2 separate regions of the Homo sapiens genome follow, and region 1 is linked to region 2. A link is a loop called in an ENCODE intact Hi-C map of the cell type or tissue named here. Cell type or tissue: ascending aorta. All regions are shown on one strand.

Region 1 (2,500 bases), 290 kb before region 2:
AACATATAACAGTCATTTTTACAATAGGAAAAGTGACTTACTTGTATAGTTATCAGCTTTTACTGCAAAAGAATTAATGTCCATAACCACTTAACATTGTTTCTAAGAAGGTCCCGTCCTTATTGTATACTTAAGTTGTAACGTTCAATGATGCAGAATCCGTGTCTTGAATTAGGAAAACTTGGCACTTTACTAGTTTAATTTTACATGTTTTAATCCATATGAGGCATAAGAATGAAACAAAATGGTGGCGGGAGATCTTTTGCTCTTCTCCTTTCTATTAAATCTTTGGCTTTTCTTTATCTTCCCCCTCCCTCCCTTCTTCTCTAATCCCCTTGTTCATTTCTTACATAGACAATGACATAAAAAGGAGATGGTGAATAAAATAAAGGGTTAGACTTTGATCAGCAAATGCGCCGACGGAAGTCTGTTCCATTTACTAGCTCAAATTCCTCAGATGAAGGATTTGATCTTTATAGTAAAAAATATTCCACCGTGATACTCTTCAAGTGTGAGTCTCACAGCACCAATTCGCCACCAACTCAACCTGCTTGACAACTGCTCTGCATTCTTCTAACTCCAGAGAGCCTTACAAGTATGGAGAAAAGTATATGCTAACCTAGTACATTATAAAGGTCTGAGATATTGCAATCATTATTATCTCTAAAATAATTCTCTCTAAATAAAACAAAAAATAATCTAATTAAGTAGAAAAAAGCACTATCTCTGTATCAGCAATAAGCAATAAATTGTTATCAGCAATAAATGAAAAATCTAAATATTTTAAACAAGTAAATGAATAGTCTTAAGTGTGACGGCTTAGCTACAGAACAGAGAAAAGGCTCGCGATAGTTTAAAATAATAGTGATACAATTTTAATAAGGTGGCATTTTTTATTACAAACATTTAAGCGCTCTTTCTGATCTCTCATATTATACTCAGCAGTTAAGCAGCTTTTTTGTGGAGCTTTTCTAACCACCTCATTTAACATTAGATATAACTTTTAGTTTAATTAAAGCATTCTTCTTTTTCAGTAATAGTCAATTGTTTTCAGTTCACCCATTAGGTATAATTGTTTTCTTTGATCCATTCAAAACCTGGCTATTTTTCATGGTTAATTAAATCAACACTTGACCACAGCATTTAATGCTTAACTCAGTTTTATTTCTATTCTTGAGTACTTGGGCTTCTTCACATACTACGTCTTGAAAAGATTGCTCACATTAAGTTACATACCACCTACAACTTGTCCCTGTAAGTAGAGGCAAAGTGTGTATTTCAGGAATTCCAGCAGAGGGCAGTCAAGCAAGAATAATCATTTTTGCAAGAGGAGAAATTGATGATGATGTTTTCTGATATTTTTTCAAATCAAATTAACATCAGAGTATGTGTGTGTGAGTGTATATGTGTGTTGGGGGCTGGGGGTGGGTGGAACAAATCTATCCTTGGCGAGCCAACTCATTTCTCACTTAACCTCTCTCTCAGCTGAATAAGAGCCACTGTGTGCACAAGATAAGAGACAAGATATTTGCAAAACACTCCTAGTATTAAAACCAAAGCCATAAATTCTGTTACGACAACTGACATTTTCATCACTCTCTACTTTGGCTTCTTTTACATTATATGGATTTTAAGAATAAGTTCACATCATTGAAGAAAGTAATCAAACTTTTGAAGAATAATACTTCTTGCCAGGAAATTATTGAAATAAATACATTTTAACTACAAAGCAATGCAATAAACAAAAGTAAGTTGGCTTCAGTTTTCACAAGAAAAAAAAACAGAAGATATATTTTCTACCCCTATTTAGGAGATGACAGGTGGAGCTTCCAATCCACAGAATGCTCATTTCTAACATGACTAACAACTCCTATATGCCACTTCTGGCCAATGAGCTCTCAATTACTTGCCATCTGTTTCTTTTCAAAGAGGCCTTCCATGAGCCAACAACCAGAAGCATTGCACTAGGGATCACCTGGCCAGAGATATGGAAGTTCCATTCCTTTAACTCTTATACCGTGCCATATGCTGGTAAATATTAAATGGCCAGCTTTTCAGGAGGAAAAAGCACTAAATCATAGCTTTTGCCAATTTCTGTAGTGTAAATACTCATGCCATAGTAGATTTCAACTTACCAATATGAAGTCACTGAACATGGAGCTGGAAAGAGCTGCATGGTAGCACACCATTAGGTCATGTTCCCAACCTACAGATAGAGTGGACATAGTCACAAAAGTAAAGATAATGGCAAAAATGTAGTAAAATAATTAGGAAACAGTAAGTTTCAAATACGTATTACTTTTGTTTTTTAAGGTAATTTATGTATTATAAGTCAATATACTTTATTTTTTGATAATGGCTATGTTTAACAATTGGCTCACAAAACCACTGCAAATTTAACAGTCATTTCTTGGGAACTGTACGAACTGACTCAAGTACACCACAGATACACCAGACCTTCTGGTACTTAATCTTAAGAGAAGTAGTACAACAAAACACA
Region 2 (2,500 bases):
GGCCAATTTTTTATTGTGTGTGTGTTGTGGGGGTGGCTGTGCTGTGCATTGTAGGAGGTTTAGCAGGATCCCTGGCTTCTACCCACGAGATGCAAATAGCATCCTCCCCCAGATGTGACAACCAAAAATGTCTCTAGACGGTACCATATGTCCCACAGAGGACAACAGCCCCCCAGGGAGAACTCTTGCAGTAGAGTGGATACTTCTGAAAGAGGCACACATTGGAATGGCTTCAGATTTCTCACATTTTTTTTTCTAAAAAAAACAAAACACAAAGCACTTTTCTTTCTTTCTTGCCTTGAAGTCTCTCAATCTAATAATAGTTTTATGGACAACTCATGAAAACTTTGGCCCAACAGACTGTATCTGTAATAGGTGTGCTAGAGCCCCATCCTCGTCACTGCACGCAGGCGGGTGGTAATTAAGACATGGATTTCGAAGCCAAACTCTAAATGTTCATCACTCACCTATTAAAATTGCCAGAGTTGCTATGTTAATTATCTCCCCGTATCCTTGATTTAGCATAATACGGCCTGCAGCCTGTGACAGAAATTAAAGGAAAGACCAGTGACCTCTTTTGTGATTGTGCTAATAACTACATGATAATAAATTAGTTTTCAATTTTCAGAAGACTTTACATAGCAAAAAAAATAAAAAAATGGAACAAGTGTATGATACACAAACTTGATAAAAGATGGCTGATCAGCACCAACTTTGAGTCTTCTTCTTTAAATTAGTTTCCAACCAATGTAAACAGCACATCTGAAATCAAACTGCAGTATTATTTTTCTGGCTCAGTACATTACATTGCATTAAAGATAATAATAATGAGAAGATTATGTCAGTCTGCATTTTACGTTGGATATTTTAGCAATCAAATCCTATTTATATAACTTTTTCAGGGGTAGAGAAAACTTTGACATACACACTGTACACACGCCATGCATACACACACCACACACAAAAGATTTTTCCAGTAAGACATATTGACTTGAAGAATTCCTACTAATATCAGAATAAAAACATGAGAAGTAAAATGACTCATCCAATAGCAAAGACGCGCCATGACTTCTTGGCATGTTTTGTGCCTTCCTTACATCTGCTCCTGCCTCTAACAGCTTTCTTCCCTTGGCTGGCAAAACCCAAATAAGAATGTACAGGAAGCATGGCCCCACTCTGATGTACAATAATATTTAGCTAATTAGAAGAGTCCTCCAGCTCATTATGCTAGGCAGTAGGAAGGAAGAAACTACATGAAAGCATGACACTTGCTAAGCCCTAGGATGGTGTCAAAGCTGAACTGGCATCACTTTCTCCCATTTCTTTATAGACTTGGTCGGATTGCAATATTATTCCTTGAAAATCAGTTTTGACTTTGAGAGAGAAGGATCCCTTGAACACTGCACCATCTTCTGGCCAAACGCTTAACTACAAGTGCTTAATTAAAGTGTAAAGTCCCAGATTTCTGAGAATGACTGCCAAATTAGTACGTACTTGGTATATTTCATTATTCCTATTTTAAGACAGCACAATAGACAGAAACACAGGGCATTTTCCTTCTGATTAAATGACAAGGCACTGGAACTCTGTTTTAATACAGCTTTGTGCTTCATTCACAGTCTCAAATAATTTTTTATCCCACAGATATTTGTGGAAAGCCATGTATAGATCTGGCACTTAGAACTGGACCCACAGAAGGGTAAGACATGGTTCCAGCCCTCTGAGAGCTTACAACCTAGTCATATAATCATGAAATGTAAAGTGGATGTATTCTGAATAGCCCAGACAAGAAGTGCAATAGGAATTAGGAGGTGAGATCTGAGGACTGACCTTGTAGGAAAAGATTTACTGTAGACAGTGGCCCTTAAATTATGATGAAGAATGATGATGCTGATGCTAATGATACTTAAGATATGCCAGGCACTGTGCTAAGCCCTTTACAAATATTGCCTTCATTAAACAGCTGAATTTTGCTGATGGGTAACCCAGCAAGGGAGTGTAAAAGGTTAAGACTCAAGCTCCAGTTACCTGGACACCATAACTCATGCTCTGAACCACTCTCCTGTACTGTCTCCTGTGATAAGGATTTGATTCACAGAAAGGAGTTTCTGGGGGAAGGAAACAAAGTCAGCAAAGATGGAGACAGGGATATGCAGTGGCAGCTCTAGAATTTCTCTGTAGGAGGGACTTCAGATGAAAATCTGTTTGCGGGGGAAGGGCTGCTCAAAGATGTAATTCTTTGCAGCTATGTTTGCAGAGGAGGCACACGGATCCTACCTAAAAGAAGAGAAGCTGATGGGGATCTCAAGAAGGGCTAGCCTCCCAGAACACCTAGGGCTGCTGCCACTGGGAATATGTGCTGCATCTTCAAGCAAGAGCAAGGAATCCAATGGGGTTGGAGAGCTAAGCGGTTCAGAAGGCATCACAGGAAATGGGATTTGAAAAGCAGGCTGGAAAAAGACCAAAATATTCACAAAGTTGCAGGTGGGTCTAAAGATAT

The links. A loop is a pair of places that touch in the nucleus more often than their neighbours do. Peaks named below come from ENCODE experiments on the same cell type or tissue, not always from the same donor. Only the 100,000 strongest peaks of a DNase experiment are listed, where the experiment ranks them.
Region 1: a loop joins it to region 2, with 14 times the contacts of the local background. A loop is called at or near these places in 51 of 110 quality-filtered maps.

What each region holds. Positions count from the first base shown.
Region 1 is chr3:70,357,960-70,360,459 of GRCh38, reverse strand. It overlaps a transcript of SAMMSON not described here. Among named protein-coding and RNA genes, the nearest start is that of MDFIC2, 47 kb to the right of the region's middle. In ascending aorta, a CTCF peak has its summit at 1,292 (motif pointing right); no DNase peak of the experiment used is centred here.
Region 2 is chr3:70,063,286-70,065,785 of GRCh38, reverse strand. SAMMSON (survival associated mitochondrial melanoma specific oncogenic non-coding RNA) reads right to left here. Exons shown (of 5, transcript NR_190186.1): 4 at 468-540. Among named protein-coding and RNA genes, the nearest start is that of SAMMSON, 65 kb to the right of the region's middle. In ascending aorta, a CTCF peak has its summit at 1,412 (motif pointing left); a DNase peak (open chromatin) is centred at 1,385; H3K27ac peaks cover 2,344 bases.